2 separate regions of the Mus musculus genome follow, and region 2 is linked to region 1. Evidence: chromatin loops called from intact Hi-C (ENCODE). Cell type or tissue: heart. All regions are shown on one strand. Each heading gives the region's core, and the rest is flanking DNA. Links, peaks and the distances in the headings are about the cores only. Region 1 has its middle 24 kb from the start of Gm36670. Region 2 has its middle 86 kb from the start of Gm39223.

What was found. Hi-C counts contacts between places; a loop is a spot of excess contacts. Peaks named below come from ENCODE experiments on the same cell type or tissue, not always from the same donor. Only the 100,000 strongest peaks of a DNase experiment are listed, where the experiment ranks them.
Region 2: it touches region 1 in a loop (4-fold over the local background); 2 of 42 quality-filtered maps call a loop at or near these places.

The regions. Positions count from the first base shown.
Region 1 is chr8:91,963,409-91,971,739 of GRCm38, reverse strand. No RefSeq gene overlaps it. Among named protein-coding and RNA genes, the nearest start is that of Gm36670, 24 kb to the left of the region's middle. RefSeq lists an enhancer at 3,437-5,409. In heart, for the core only: CTCF peaks have their summits at 4,558 and 4,762; DNase peaks (open chromatin) are centred at 4,139 and 4,619; H3K4me3 peaks cover 1,246 bases; H3K27ac peaks cover 3,435 bases; H3K27me3 peaks cover 4,443 bases.
Region 2 is chr8:91,898,357-91,906,687 of GRCm38, reverse strand. No RefSeq gene overlaps it. Among named protein-coding and RNA genes, the nearest start is that of Gm39223, 86 kb to the right of the region's middle. In heart, for the core only: a CTCF peak has its summit at 5,001; a DNase peak (open chromatin) is centred at 4,977; H3K27ac peaks cover 214 bases.

The DNA of each region.
Region 1 (8,331 bases), core at 166-8,165:
TCCCATCAACTTTAGCCTCTCAAGAAAACTGAGATGCCCCAAATTACAATTAAGATTCTCAAGTGCACACTCCCAGCAGAAAATCTCTTTTCTTCTGGCTGTAGAAGTCCTCTCCTACATAGCTTGTATTGTGGCTGAGAGCAGAGGCTTCAGCTCAGGCAGGATAGTCCCCAGCTGCAAGATGACGAGAGCCTTCCTGAATTATGATGTCCTCCTCTGTGAAATGGGACCTCCTCAGAGCACACCAGCTCCCGAGGTGCTTACAGAGAGTAAAGTGGGCATAGTACTTAGGAAAGTGTCTGGCGCTTGACTAGCATCCTGTAATTTTTTTTATGGACTATAAACTTTATGACAACTTAGCCTAACAGGCTGGATGCCAAAGAAAGAGACTCCGTCTCTTGTTTAAGATGTCTGTTTTCAAAAACAGCTTTGTAAAGGTTACAGTATCTGAAATGTTACAGACTGTAATAGCTGTTGATCCTAACTCTTTCACTAATCAGAAGACACTCAAGGACAAGATATATGCCGTTGCCAGTCCCACCCCGTGTGTGTCACCCAACACCTGGTGTAGTGTGTGCCCAATAAGTGATGACTAGACAGGTGAGCCAGTAGCAACATGGTTCACCAGCCTCTGCTCTCGTCAGTCTTCATCACTATGGTAAACACTTAAGAGAAACAGTTTAAAAAGAAGCATTCTTCATGGCTCCTGATTTCAAAGGACACATTTAGCCAGTAGTCTCTCGGTCCGATGACCATGGGTCTTCAGTAAACACCATTGATGGAGAAGGAGTGGTAGAGCAGAGACTCTCACCTCACCTCAGCCAGGAAGCGGAGAGGGAAGCAGGCCCTTGAAGGCATGACCCCCCATGACCTCTTTCTTTTAAACAGTCTGTGCCTCCAGAAGTTCCCAGCGTTTCCCATAATACCATTGGATTAAGAATCCATCTAGGATTAATCCATTGATTAGGTCAAAGCCCTCACAATCCAATCACCTCTCAATGATTGGATCTGCCAGCCAGGGACCAAGTTGTCAACACATGCGCCTTTAGGGAGATAGTTCTTATCTGACCCATAACAGCCTCAGTAGGCAAAATTTACCATCTTTAAAATGTGAGTCCTTCGGCCCACCCTTGACACACTGGACCACAATCTCTGCATTTTGAATAGATTTTAGCATTGAAAGCCTTGCATGTGAGCTTGCAGATAATTCTGTATCCAGAGAAAAATTATTTCTAGCCCTTGACTAGTTTCTCACGAGTACTTGGTATTTGATGAGTTATTGACCAGATGAGTTTATCATGTCTGGTGGTAGCTGAGGGATTTTCATGTTCATTTGGCCCCAGGAGATGAAGACCCATCAGATGCTCCCTGCTACAGGTCCTGGATACTCTGGTGCTATGCCTGGTTTCCAAAAGGAGGGGACCACAGTCTTCTGTGGAAATTTCATTTCCCCTACTGCTCCTCCAGCCTCCTGGGGCCACCTACTGTCACCCAACCTCTGAATGCACTCCTTGTCTCATTGATAGCACTCAACACACCACTTTCAAGCTCAAGGTCAGGGTCATTTCTACAATCTCTCGTGGCCATACTGTGCTTAACAGAGCCCCGAGGTTGCAGGCAGTGGCCTGCTGGACTTCCAGTCTAGCAGTTCCTTCTACATTATTGATCCTTTTTTTTTTCTCTTCTGAGCATCACTTTTCCCTTGGGCCAAAGGACTTTGAACCCTGGCTTTTAAGGCCACTCTCCCACTGTTTACGTAGACTCTTTCCTCTAGATTCAGTCTATGCCCACTTCTCCCCCTTCTCCTGAGATCTGCCGTACTTAGCGAATTTAATCTCATAAGAACTGACTCTGACAGTACTTTATTACAATAAAAAGAGCAGCTGACTGGAGACTCAAGCGTGCTCACCTGTCATTTGGGGATGGGCAGCAAGGTTGGCTGAGTTGTAGTCAACTTCTTTGCCATCTTAGTTTTGCTTCATAAACATTCTTTCCGCTCTATGAAGCTGCTTTTAAAATATTAAGGCTTTTTGGACTGTGTTCAAATGAAAATTAAATGGCTAAGTGGATATATTCAGTGATAGCTGATGTCTGTATAGAGTGCTTTCTCTGTCCCCGCACCTCCCTCTTCCTTCTTTCTGACCGGATCTGGCCATTTTATATAATTCTGACTGGGCTCAAGTTTTTAGTCCTCTTGAGTGCCAGGATCATAGGCTACACCATTCTGCCTGACTCTGGTGGAACCTTTTCTAATACCAAGAAGGATCATGGGCATCGTGTGCACAGTAATTCCATGGAGCCATCAAGCATGCTATGGACACCCATACCACAAGCTGGTATTAATCCTGTGTCCATTCTACAGATGAGACTAATCGAGGGAACACTGAAGCACACTGCTCTGGGTTAAATAGCTAAGAAGGACAAAGTTTAGATTTGAACGCTAGGCCTCTGGCTCATGAGGCAGCTATAGAAATGTTCTGATTGCCGGTTTCTGGCATAACCTTTGTTCCTATTTCCTTCCTTACACGGGAGATATGCCTACAGGCAGAGACACAAACAAAACTATCCTTGTTGAAAGGGAGGCCAGACCAGTTGGACTAGCCAGGACTGAAAACTTCTTAGCCCAGTTTCCCAGGAATGATGAGAGACTGCAGCCGCCCCTCCCTAGCTCTGTGCCTGGGTTCCACAGACGCCCTCCAGCACCCAAGTGGCTACCTGCTTCAGCTCAGGCCCTAAATTGGCCATACTCGCCTGGGTCCAAGGAGCCTTCTTTTCTCTCTGTGTGGTGGTTGGACAGATATCACCAGCAGATGAAAGCGGGGGGTCCAACAAAGGGAAAATGAAATTTCCCTTGAGCTATTTGCCCCGGCTGACTCACCCGAACCTCCCTTCCCAGGATGAAGAAGAGTTCTGATGCTCTGATGTTGAGAGCATCAAAGGCTGATCCCCTCGGCTGAGTAGTGACACTTGGAGGCTCAGCAGCCAGGCCTCCAGAACACCACTCCCCCTGCTGCTGAAGCCAGACCCTTTGAATGTCCCCCGCGTCATTGACTACCACCTCTGCCCGGACTTACCTGGCCTGCCTCCTGCTCCTCTTCACCTGTCTCTGATGCCACCGTCTGACAGAGACAGCACCTCTAGAGCCCTGCTCTGAACCTGCCTCAGAGTTCAAAGGTCATGGAAGGAGTGCCCCAGCAAACACCGGCCAGCTTCTCTTTCCAGTGATGCGTCCAGAAAAAGGTCGTTCCCAGTAGCTACATCTTGTCTTCCTAATTTCAGTGCCAGCCATGTTCACTGCTGATATTTCATCCATCCAAAATAAATAAATAAATAAATAAATAATAAAAAAATTTAAAAAGCAAAAAGATCCAGATAGAGATGGATGAACCACACACAGCAGAGATGCTCACAGCATTAAGATTCTGTGGATGAGCTCATGTGTCTGGTGCTAACGCAGACTCCAGTCTTTATGTGGCCCTGTCACACACACACACACACACACACACCCCGCACCCTCCTCACGGCAGGATCGCCATCACCTTTCTCTCTCAGAGACTTTTTAAAGCATCTCTCTGAATTAAACATAAATTCTGAGCTGCTTGCAGCGTTTCTCTTAAAACACAAGGGCCTCGAGCTGGTGGTGAGTAGAATTCAAACCCTGCTTCCGAGCTAAACGGAACGCTGAGAGATGGCTGGGAACCCGTTTAGACAGGAGCAGTGGCTGGGTGAGATGAGGGGCCTCTCTTTGAGATTTGGAGAAGACAAACATGTGCTTTCCTCCTTTCCCTTTGTTTTTAGAAATTAGGATAGCTTTTCAACACATTGCCCTCTGCTACTCGGAGTGAACGGTCGGAGCACGGCTTTTATTCCCAGCTCACTAAGTCAAGTAAATAGAAGCTTACAGCATGGAACGAGGAGTGATAAGCAATTCCCACTGCTGCGAGTTCTTAATATATAAATTCATCCCGCAGCACTTGAGTAGCAACTGGCAAAGCCAGAAACAATGGAAAGCCGCCAGGCCCGGCTCCGACGAGGTCAACCATCAAGGTTATCTATACGCAATTACTGGTATCTACAAACTTGCATAGCTGTCAGCTGGTCAGAGCCCAGATGAAAACTCACCATGCGCTCGGAAAGCAAATATAGTTTCTGAGGAGAGCCTCAAATTAGCTCCGTGAATGACTTGGCTTCCAGCGTGCACCAGCCGGCCCGCCTTTGGGGAACATTTCTGCAGACAGTTCTTCAGTGTCTAAATTTGGGCATTATCTTACAAATCTCTGTTCCCGAAGTAGGAAAGAACTGGAATTGCTCCTTAACCCTCAGCGACGATAAATTATATCACTTAACAATAGATAAACTCGGGACACTTTTCCTGTGCGGAGCGCCTATTGTGAAGCACTTTCTAATCGGCGGCATCTCCTCTCCCCGGTCGGCCCCACTAAAGACCTGTCGGTGGGGAAGAGACACAATAATTTGTTTTCTAGCTCCTCCTTCAGTGCCATCCATCATGTGAGGACACAAGGCTGCTCGGCAGCAGATATGGATCTGCTTCCGCTGGAGTTCCTCTTCCCATCGGACTCTGCCAAGGGGTCGTGTTTTCAGAGCCGTGCTGTGCTTCCAGAGCCTGGAAATGAGGCCCCTGCCCTCCCTGGCCGGCGTGGAGACAGGAGAAAGGGCAAGTCATGCTGTTGTGCTAAAGGAGGCTTCTGGGGGCAACCCCGCATCCTCCAGCGTCTGCCCCATAGGTCCGTGTGCTAACGGTTTCACCCCCTAGGGGGCGATGTTAGGAGGTGGTGGGATCAGTAAAAGATGAGGCCTGCTGGAGAGCTGCCTAGTCATTAGAGAGAAGGAATTGTGAGACCCTGGCATCTTGTCTCTTTCCTGTTTTTGGTGGAGTTTTGTTTTGTTTTGTTTTGTTTTGTTTTGTTTTGTTTTGTTTTGTTTTGTTTTGTATTTAGTTTTGTTTGCTGCTTCCTGGCCAATGAGGTGGGCAGTTTGTCTCACTGAGAGAGAGTTCTGGCTATGATATGCCTCAGACAGTCACTGAAAACTCACAACTATGAGCCCCAACAACGCTTTTTCATCTAAACGTTCATTGTGCTTGTTCTTTGGGTAGTGAAGGGGAACTAACTGGCCGCCACCACAGCCCTAACCATGGTCTTTGCTGGCAGCTATCTTCCCACCAGGACCTTCCAGGGCCCCCACAGAGACGTTCTTTGTATGAGGGGGGGTTAATCAAGGCCCCAGTGATTTTCAGATTATCTGCAAGAGGCCACACATTGGAAGTAGATTAAGAATCAGCTGCCTTTGATCTTGTCCGTGGACCATTTGAACTGTGACTCCATTTCCACTCTGTCCCTCTCACCTTTTTGGTCATCTTTTGCTGACATCTCTCCTCCAGTCCTGCTCAAGCCTTGAACGTTAGCTGTGGGTTCACTCTCCCTGAACTACAAAATTAAGGACTGTGACACATCTACAGTATAACCTTCACATTAATCTGCCTAGGTTTTATGTCTTAGGGTTTTACTGCTGTGAACAGACACCATGACCAAGGCAAGTCTTATAAAGGGCACCATTTAATTAGGGTTGGCTTATAGGTTCAGAGGTTTAGTCCATTATTATCAAGGTAGGAGCATCGCAGCATCCAGGCAGGCATGGTGTAGGCAGAGCTAAGAGCTCTACATCTTCATCTGAAGGCTGCTAGTGTAAGGCTGGCTTCCAGGCAGCTAGGATGAGGGTCTTAAGCACACATCCACAGTGACACACCTACTCCAACAAGGCCACACCTCCTAATAGTGCCACTCCCTGGGCCAAGCATATACAAACCACCACGCTTTGGGATGGAGGTTTGGTAATGGTTTTCTTCATACGAAATGATTTTACATGGGGCCACAGAGCGAGGAAAAGGCCAGAGGGAGCCATGTCTGTTCCAGCTCTCAATCAGGGCAGCTCGGGCTTCTGGGCCCAGGTAGATGGGGATTTCATCTATGTATGTACAACTGTAAAGGTTGCCCGCTGCACAAGATCACACCTGAGAAATGACATTTACGTCACTGCTTTTAGAGACTTCTATATTTATGATGACAGTTTTCTGGCAAACGACAACTGGAACCCTTAGATCTGCAGGCTCTGCCATCTCCAGACTCAACCAACCAGGATGAAAAAAGAAATTCATTTTCACAAAGTTCCAAAGAGCAAATCTTGGCACTGCCTGATGCTGGGCACTCTGTATGAACGGCAAGCCTTACTCAGGCTGCTGCTGCCTGCTGCCTGCCTTCCCCAGTCCAATGCCTCAGTCTCCATCGAGCACCGTTTGCATTTGCATCGTGCACGTGTAGTGGACTGAGCAGCGACATTTTTCTCACTATTACTCCCTAAGTGATGTGAGACAATTGTCATTTCCACAGCATCAGTGCTGCATTGAGGCTAACCAGTAACTTAGAGCTGATGAAAAGCACCAAAAAAAAGATGCAGTTATACAGATATTGTGCCAAATTACTGAAGGGACTTGACTAAGCACCTTCAGATTTTGACCCAGGGCGGGTTCTGGAACCATTTTTCACAGATAACAAGGAATGGCTGTAATGAGTTTCAAAAGTGCAAAGGGTGTACTGAGAAAGGGAGCTTTTATTTCAGTCAGCAAAAAGATACTAAGTGGGCAGGGACTGCCCTGCAAAGGACCCCACTCCTTCCACTGATACCTGCATAGCTACACTATAGATTGCCTTCCACGTATCAGGGAGGGTGGTCATGATCGGATGAGCTGTTCATGAATTTCTCTTCTCCTGCTGGATCTCTTTGTGCATCTTTGTATCCCAGTACAGAGCCCAGCATCCAGCTTTGGTTGGATGGATGGATGGATGGATGGATGGATGGATGGATGGATGGATGGATAGATGGATAGATGCATGGATGCATGGATGGATGGGTGGGTGGATGATAGATAGATAGATAGATAGATAGATAGATAGATAGATAGATAGATACTGCATTCTTCAATGGCTACCTCAGCTTTTAGTATGTAGCAGGTTAAAACCAAATGTACCAATAAGCCAAGCCAACTCAATCCGTATTTAGGCAAAACAGATTCGCTATACAGAAGGTGCCTCCTGACCAGCAGGCACACTTTCTCTCCCACAGCCCAGCCCTGAGCGTTTGAGGAAGAATAGTGTGCTTTGCTGCAGGTTTCAGGGGTCAGTGGGGAAGAAGCTGCTGCAACCAATCGACAGGGACAGTTTGGGTGGGGGAGGGAGGGGAGCTGTTCTCTCTTCGGTCTTGGGATATACTCCATGTCCTTGCCATCGCCATCGGAAGTGCTGGCAAACGCAAGAGAAATAGTTCAGCAGTGGGAAGATCAGGGACTCTGTGAGAGTCCACAGGGGAAATTTCAGAAATTTCAGGATAACCCTCCCTTAGTCAGTAGAAGAATCGGCCTCCTCTGCCTTCCTCCTCAGAAAAGACCAAGGCCTGGCATTTCCTTCCTTTGCTTCCTTGGGATCCTCCCCAGTCCAGCTGCTTTTACAAGGGGTCAGAAAGTGTTCTGATGACCTCAAAGAGCAAAACCACCCACTGCCACCCCACGTTAGAATGCATGACTGGTCATGTCTGAGTATGTGTTTGTACAAATGTATCGGACCAGGACACATGTGTTGAACTCTGAGCAGGTATGTAGCTCTATGATAGGGACATGGGAGTGTGCACCTAGGTCTGGCCTTCCAAGTCACCACCCAACTGAAATATTAGTATTTTTAATGAACAAAGGTTTTTTTTTTTTTTTTTTTTTTTTTTTTTTACAAATCATTTGGCCATGGAACCAAAGACATAGGCATAGAGAGAAGAAGGGAAGGGAGGAAGGCTGGTCCAAATCCCAAATCTCTCTAGAGTAAGAAAAGACAGCAGAACAATGGAAGTGAAGCCACATGCTTAGAATCCCAGCGTTCAGAGGTTTAGGGGGAGACACCCAAGAACATTCTGGGCCACACAGGGAAACCCTGTCAAAGGAGGGCGTGGAGGAGTCAGGGGAAAGAAAAGGAAAGAAAACAGCATCAGGACCATCCATGAGAAGAGTTCATGCTCTGCCAAGGACAGCTCACTTTCTCCCACAGGCCATACACTTGCTGTGTGCTGCTGCTCTCTGGATTTTATCAACTTAACCCTCATCACAGCCCTCTGGGCCAGATGCTGATGCCAATGCAGAAGGGGCAGAGCAGGAATACACACACCAAAATGGCTGTTGACTCTAAGTGACTTCTTCCTAGCAGCAGCAGCATTTCAGTGCTGCTGAAAATGATGCTCTCAGGCTGGGGAGGTTGGGCATGGAGAGGACATTAT
Region 2 (8,331 bases), core at 219-8,218, 65 kb after region 1:
ATTATTCATTTCAGGACCCAAGACATGAGATGGTGCCACCCACATTCATGGTAGAGCCCCTCTCTACAGTTAAACCTCTCTCGAAACTCCCTCAGAGACATCAAGAAGTGCGTCTCAGAGCTGATGATAAGAGTAATAGAGCTGACAATCCACTAGCCATTGCATAATCCTTAGTCATGACTGACAGGCCACGTTGACATGAGCGGATCTGGGACCTGAATGAATCCTGCAAAAGTGAAAGCTACCCCAAGGGACGATGGCTACCCTGATACTGTTTGTTGCTCTATTCCTTACTGTTGGGCTCTTCCCACCGCACACGACACTTGCTGTCAGGAACATCTCTGCGGACTGGCCTTGGTTCATGTTCAAGTATTCTGTAGGGAAGTGACTGGAGGTAGAATCATTGGACCAGTTTCACTTTTAATTTTAGAACTCCTGCCAGATTTTTCTCAGTTAAATTTCTCTTCCCTGGAATAAGAAAGAAGTAGGAAAATGCTGGCAATGAGGGACAAAGTGCAGTGGTGCAGTAATTGCATGGCGTGTCTAAGGCCTGTTTCAATCCTTCATGACAGCAAAAGATAAATAAAAGGTTTTTTTTTCCACATCATGCAATGTTAAACTATTGAAAATTAAAATCAGTTGCACTCTGATGGGTAAACACACTGTTGTGTTGCATTTCCTTGGTAGTTAATGAATCTGAATTATTATTTTCTTTATTTTGATCTTGTGTGTTTGCAAGGATGCATGTGTGTGTGTGCATGTGTGTGTGTTGCTTTAGGTCAAACCTGTCCCCTATGCTGGAGAGGCACTCTTCCACTAAATTCTATTCCTTTATCTGAACATTTAATTCTTTTGTTATGCTAGTCTCTGAAGTCAGGTCATCTGAGGCACAAGGACAGGTCCTGAGCTTCCACAACTTCCTCTGGATTGGGGTCATGCCCTGCGTCTTCCTGTTACTACCGATTCATGGTGACACTGTTACCTGATTGGTCGAACTTTGATGCTCTGTGGTAGAAGTCTAACAAAACCACTGGCATTAGCCCTGACTTTCTAGTCTTTTTGGTTCCAACACAACTATGATTTCTTCAACATTTTAATCAGGATAGACTTCTTGAGGAAGAGTCTAGAGTGGCTGGTAGGGTGCTCCTGAGAAGAGAAGCCATTCCAGTTGACAGGGTTGGATAGCACAATGTGGACTCCCCATCCCTCTACACATACCTCTTTCTGGTTACAGAACCTCATTACAAAATGAGCTATTAGGCTGACAGCCCAATTCACCAGGGCTGGGCTCCCCGGGACCCAGTGTACCCCAGAGAACTGGCACCAGCCCCAAGAGAGGGCACAGCCGTGAAAGCTAATGTTACAGGTAATTCTGGCAATTAAGAACCACATTCAATTAAATGGATTTGTATCTCATTACTTGGGAGGCCCAGCAGTCTGGGGTTGGTCCCCAGTGGAATTAGGCACCAAGGACTCCCAGTTCTTAGCCCAAGATCCCCATCGTTATCTCCAGTCCAAAAATGTCCTTCCCCACCCTGTCTAGCAGCTCATGGCAAGACACACGTGCCTTGGATCATCCCAGTGTGCCACGCCTCTACCCACAGTTTGGCAGAGCACACTGAAAGTATAACCTTGAATCCTACAGAATCCTTGTCTACAGGAAAAGAAACTAAAACCATGAACTATAAAACCCGACTCACTGCTCTGTTAACTCAAAGCCAGAGAGCCCGAGATCCACACTCTCTCGCTTACAGCAGTCAACACTGGAGTTTTGTCTGCTAGTTGTGTGTGTTCTTGTCCAGCTGGACCACTATTTTCTTACTATTTCCTCACTGGGAAGAGTTTTCCTCTGGTGGTTAGACTTGGGAAATCACCCTGGGGCTGGGGTACACACTGAGCATGTTTACTTAGGTATTTGTGTATGATCTGAAAACAAGTGCCACACAGTGCCATGCACCCCTCGAGCATTGTCTCATTGACTGCCAGGATTCCACATTGAGCCTTACTTGGAAGACAATGGAGGAATATGAGGCTGATTCCAAGGAGGAACAGCCCCACCTCAGGCCTTCTCTCTAGCTGGGAGCAGGGATGTGAGGGACAGAGAACCCTCAGTATCCCCTGAGCCGGGACTCCATCTCTTTCCTTTCTCCTTCCCTCACCATTCTTTCCCTTCCTTCTTCACTTCCTCTTTCCTGTGTTTTATCTTCTCTCACTCTACCCTTCTCTTCCCCCTTTACTACTTCCCTTTCTTTTTCTCTTCCTTCCTTCTTTCCTTTCTTGTCTGTTTGGTCTGGGGACAGAGTCTTGCTATGTGGCCCAGGCTAGCTTCAAACACTTGAGCTTCCTGCCTCTCCCTGTGTCCCCCTAAATACTAGATGTGCAGGCTAAATTGCTCCCTAGCTTTCTAGACTTTGCAGTGCTTGAGCTTCAGTGTCTGTCTATATATTGATGAGAGCATCCTTCCTATAGAGCTGTGTGCCAGGTGAGTAGAGGAAATAATAGCCCTGTTTAGATAGTGGGGTTGGGGGTCAAGAAGTGTAGAAGTAGGCCATAACCCTGTGCCTGCTTATAAAAATTCAGGGCATAGTTCGAGGAAGGACCTGCTACTATTCAATAACTGTGTTTGCACCTTAGGCTGGTTGTCATGCAAGGATTAGGCAGATCTTCAGCCAATATTAAGCTTCTGCCTTGGGTTCAAGTCTCTACTAGGTCAAACCATAAATCCATTCCAAAGTAATAGCCTCAGACCTGTGGTCCATCCTCACCCCCATTGTCCATCTCCACATGAGAAAGGCAACTGAGCCAGAGCACATGGATACCACCCTCTGCATAGTCCCGGACAATCCAGGCTCATCCACTGACTTTGGCAGCAACTCTACCAAGCCTTCCTAAGGAACCTTCTCCTTGCTGCCTTTCAGGGTGGGAGTGTAGACAAAGCCGTTAATGATGTTATTTGTGATCTGAGGCACTTTTTCTTGGGGACCTCTCCTCCATTAAAAAAAAACCTTCTGAAATATATTTTACAACTTAGTTGATCTAAAGACAGAATCCATCCTGCATTCACATTACATGTTTATTCTTATTGCTTTCATCTTTTCTTCTAATGAGAATAAGTTAACATCAAGACAGTTTATAATGAGGTGCCATGAAGCTAAGGGTAAGCTGTCTCCAAGACAGAGTGAGGTAGCCATGCTCATGGGGCCATTCCAGGGAGAACACCCTGGGAGAGGACACACCCAAGATCACTCTCAGGAGCTCCAGGACTGTTGAATTTGTGAAAAAGCTGGAAAAGGGTTTTGTCACCTGGTCTGCAGCCCAAACAAAGTGAGGAGATCACTGGACATCTCCATCCTGGGAACAAATCTGCCCTCAAAGCCACACGAGCCTCAACAGACTTCCAATCAAGAAATATGCACCTCAAAGGTGTGATGGTCAACTTCAGTTGTCATCTAATCACGAGGCAAATGAGTCTCAACAATAACTTTCTGGATTAGGTTGGCCTATGAGTATGTCTGTGAGGGATCTACTTAACCCAGTCAATTGACATGGGAAGACCTGCCCACTGTGGGTGACAACATTCCTTAGGCAGAGAATCCAGGTCTTTGTAAGAGCAGAGAAAGGGCCCAGGTAAGATGGCTCAATGGACAAAGGCACACAAGCACACACACACTTGCATACAGAGCAAATAAATAATTGCAATAATAACAAACACACAAATTTAGAAGGAGAGAAAGTGAGCACGCCCATATGTGCATTTGTTTTCTTCTTACAGTGGGTGGAGCACAGCCACCTGCTTCAAGCTCATTGCTTTGACCTCCCCACCATGATGCTCTCTTCTTTGAGCTTCCAGATGAGAGAAAGCTCAACCCTGACTTCCTTAAGTTGCTTTTTGTCACAGTTGATTGTTTTTGTTTTATAATCATCAGAGCAACAGAAAAAGAAAGGAAGACATCCAGCAATCATCAATGCAGCTTAGGGCGGGTCATTGTCAGCCCCAGCTCTGAGCAAAACATGTCATCACTGGTTGTTGCTTAGGGCATCTTTGCCAGATGAAAGGGGCAAAGCCAACTCAAACTGCTTAAATGAAAAGGAGGGATGAGGCCCAAGGCTTCAGTGCCTCAGAGAAGCCCAAGGCAGGAAAATAGACTTTCTTCTGGAAGGCCTGGACAGTAACCAGAAATCTAGGGTGGAACGGCTCTCTGTCCCCCATGCCTGGGGATAGTCTCTTTCCATCCCCCACTGCTCTGCAAACCAGTCTCAACTGCCATAATGTCTACAGGGCAAATGGCTGCCCCAGTTCTACAATGTACCATCTGGGGGCACCCATGACTCCTCCATATCTGCTTCATCTTAAATTCCTATCCTGCAGGAGTCACAAGACTAGCATCTCAGCTTGAATTACCTACCAGGGTGGCAAGGATATCCATGGCCAATAGCTCTTCTGGGAGCCTTTGTCCTATGTATGAAAATACAGTTCCTACAGAAAGTCCGAAGGAGCCAAGGCCTCTCAGATAGCCACCCACTCGAACCATTTGAGGGTTATGAGTGGGTGTCAGGAATGCATGTTAATCTCTGGCTGAGTGTACCACAGGAGGAGGCAGACAGACCATCATGGCACAGCTGTAGTTATGAATGTCGCCACAGCCCCTCAACCAGAGTGTGACATTTACCCACTGGCTACCCCTAGGGTCTTAGTCACAAACACACATTGAGGACCAGCTTATATCTAACCCTGGGGCTTCAGACTCATGGTGAGGCCTGGACTCAACATGACTCCAAATCTTGGGATACCTCCCTTGCAGGCACCCCTTCTCCATGGGCTGCTGGGCAAGAGGCAGTAAGGTAAGACTAGATTCTGGCTGTGCAGTCTGTGATCCAGGCAGTCTGTGACCCAGGCATCTCCCAGCCAGTGGCTCAGCCTGGGCAGTGGCTGGGTCTCCAAGCCAAGAAGCTTCAGCCAACATACCAGCAGCCCAGACGCTGAGCAGATGACGCCGCACTGCTGCCATCTCTCTCAGGGAGCCTGCCAAGTCCCCAGGTCCAGCCAGGGCTGACATTTAAAGCAACGTGTGTGTCAACCATATTAAACCATACGCCAAGCTGTGGGTTATTAAACGCGGGGGCAAATTGACCACAGCAATTAAACTGAGATTAGAAAGAGAGACGACCAGAGTCTCCGGATGGGAAGGCTCTGCAACCTGCAGAACCTGAGCACTACATCCCAGCTGGAGGAGCACACACCTCCAAGGAAACTCACCTAGCCTTCCAGCCTACCATCACACTCCCACCCCACCTCCCACCTGAGTTTCTTCTTTTACTAATCTGGTTTGCTCATGGAGACTCAGCTCAGCTCCTGTCTGACATCAGGAAGTTTCAAAGACAGGGAGAAGCAGACAATACGCCCCCAGTGAGGTAGCTGTTCTGTTGTGGCAGGTTGTTCTCTTCATCCTCACAGCACCTTCTCAGCATGTATCATTCACAGACCTGAGGGTAGGGGAAGGTTCCTCAGAGAGTGTTCTAGAAGCACAGAGTGCTTGCCCTCAGCCCACCAATGTCAGGCAGCAAAAAGAGGGTTCCAGATGGGGCCAATCTTACACCACGTAACTAGCTAGAGCACAAGGAAAGAAGATGACACCCTGGCACAGAGGGTGCCACCCCCCATCTCAGAAAGAGCAGACTCCCTTTTGAGTCACTGGATCTGGCTGTCTAGAATACAAGACCACGGTTTTCTCAGCTTTGTATTGGCTTGCCCCAGACCTTCAGGCATAGCTTGGTGTGAGGGGGGTTGAAGCAGTCTTTCGGGGAAGGCTCTGATGCCGGAGTATGGCAGAACTGCATTTTTTTCACTCCCAAAGGGTCCCCAGGCCCCACAGCTGACCTGGCTAGGTAGCTCGTGGTTCCGAGAGCTGCAGGAGACTGGGTTTAGTGATGGAGGACACGGGACTTATGGAGGCAATCTGGTTCAGGTTCTGATCTCATTTATTGCACACTGGATGACTTTTCTATGATGACCTCTGCCTGGCCCCAGCTTCCTCTCCTGTGAAATGGCTCATTATAGCCATTGGAGTGAATGGCTCATGCAAGCAAGGACCTGGCCAGGAAGGGGCACTTTGCTGAGCAGTTATCTGTGACCTCTAGCATGCAGGGATGAGCATGCTAGCTCTGTCCACTGCATGGGATCCCCAGTAAATTCACTGTTCCCAGAATAAAGTCTCAGTTGTCCATCCACCTGCCCACCTGTCAGCCTGTGGTCTGTCCCCTGTATGAACGCTCCTCTAAAAGTACTTGGAGCCTTGGGTTTCCTGCTGGGACTCTGACCTCTCACTCTCTTGCCAGAGCCCCATGTGTCACATTCACCAGGGTGGGAGAGCAGAGAACTTCTTGGCATTTGACTTTTAAACGATGATGCACCCCACAGGCTTGCCCTGGATGGCAAACAGAGGATCCTGTGAACAGAGGATCCGATGATCTCTTTGTGTTCCCATTGCTCCGTGAGTGTGCACCCCGGGTATATGATAAGGAGCCAATGCTTTGAAGAAAAGCCCACTGGGAAGCAACCTTCTCGAAGCAAGAGGTTCCATGATTGTTGTGTGCTGACTGAGGGGGCAACTGTATCACTTTGTCTCATCATAAAAGTGCTCGAGAGCTGGTTGAGGGAGCAGTTTCCATTTGTGCTTCCTGCAAGGCTGAAACGAGTCTCTCCCGGGATCCAGTCCAAGTAGCCCACTGTTGGATGAGATGCATGAGCTCATAGGCCTCAGCTCTTGGCCTCAATCCTAACCAAACTTTCTGTGCTACCCCCATTCTTCCTTCCTCTGCTCCTTAAAGTGGAGGAGGGGAGCGGAGGGAAACCATCTTGTTTTCTGGAACATTTATCTTTATAAATTGCCAGAAGAATCGTCTGGTTAAAAGGCGATCTGAGCAAATGGTGCTATAATAATGTGTCTCAGGATGGGGGAAATAGTAGAACCCAAAGTGCCAAGCCCATTTGTAAGTGGACTCCTGAGATTCAAGATATCATGACTCCAACCCTTGACACTATTAATGACACTATGTTATGCTTGCAGACAGGAACCTAGCGTAACTGTCTCCTGGGAGGCCTCAGACAGCAGTGGATAGAAAAAGATGCAGAAACCCAAAGCCAAACAAATGGAGGAGCTCGGGGAGTCTTGTGGAAGAGTAGAGGATAGAATTGAGAGAGCCAGAGGGGTCAAGAACACCACAAGAAGACCTACAGAGTCACCTAACCTGGGGGCTCACAAAGACTGAACCACCAATCAAAGAACACGTAGGGGCTGAGCCTAGCCCCCCCTCCACATGGTCTTCATGTGGGTCCCTAACACCTGGGTCCCCCAGCCCAGGGGGGTGATTCCAGGGATGTGATTCTGTTGCCTGCCATCGGACCCCTTCTCCTAACTAGACTGCCTGGTTGGACCTCAATGAAAGAGGATGTGCTAAGTCCTTCTCGGTCTAGATGTCCCAAAGTGGGGTGTACCCAAGGAGGGATTCCCTTTCCCTAAGTGAAAGGGAAGGAGGAATGGTGGGAGGGATTTTGTGAGGGTGGGAATGGGAGGAGAGTAGAGATGGGGGTCAGAAGAGTGGGTTCAATCAGGATGTAAAGTGAATAAATAAATTAATTAATCCAAGTAAACAGAAGATATTACAAATCAATTTTGGAGAGTATTCATATTTTTTTTTAAATTATGAGTGCTCAGAAAGGATGAGGAATCTCTTCCCTAAACTGTGTAAGTTGCAGCTGAAAATTTCTTGGCTGAATCCATGGGATATGGATTCGGTGCTTGGGAAAGGGAGTGGGGGATCCTCAGGCTATCTCCAGGCTTCTCGAGTGCCTACCCCAATCACATTGGTCCTGGTTCAAAAGAACCCCAGACTCTACCTACACTCTGGGTCACAATCCATCTGCCTCTTAAGAGACCTACCTAGTAGGACCTTGCTCTCAGCTAGCTAGCAATCTGGAAGACCTATGGCAAGCTAACCCATACTAAAATATGACTATTTGATGTGTCTGCATGTGAATGAGAAAGACACTTTCATCCACATCCTGTGGGAAGAATCATAGACACCAGTGGACTGTACCACTGATGGTTTACCGAGAGCCTCTGAAGGTGCCATCCTGGCTACAATCCAACCAAAGTGGGACATTGAACAAGCTGCATTTGCTGCCTGTGTTCCTGGTTTCCAGGAGTTGGTTGAAAAATGGCCTCTTGTGGCTCTTTAACCCAAAAGTTAATTCCTTGCTTCTAAATTCCATCACTTACTATTCAGATAACTTTAAAATAAGACCCTGAGCTCAGCCTTATTATCCATCAC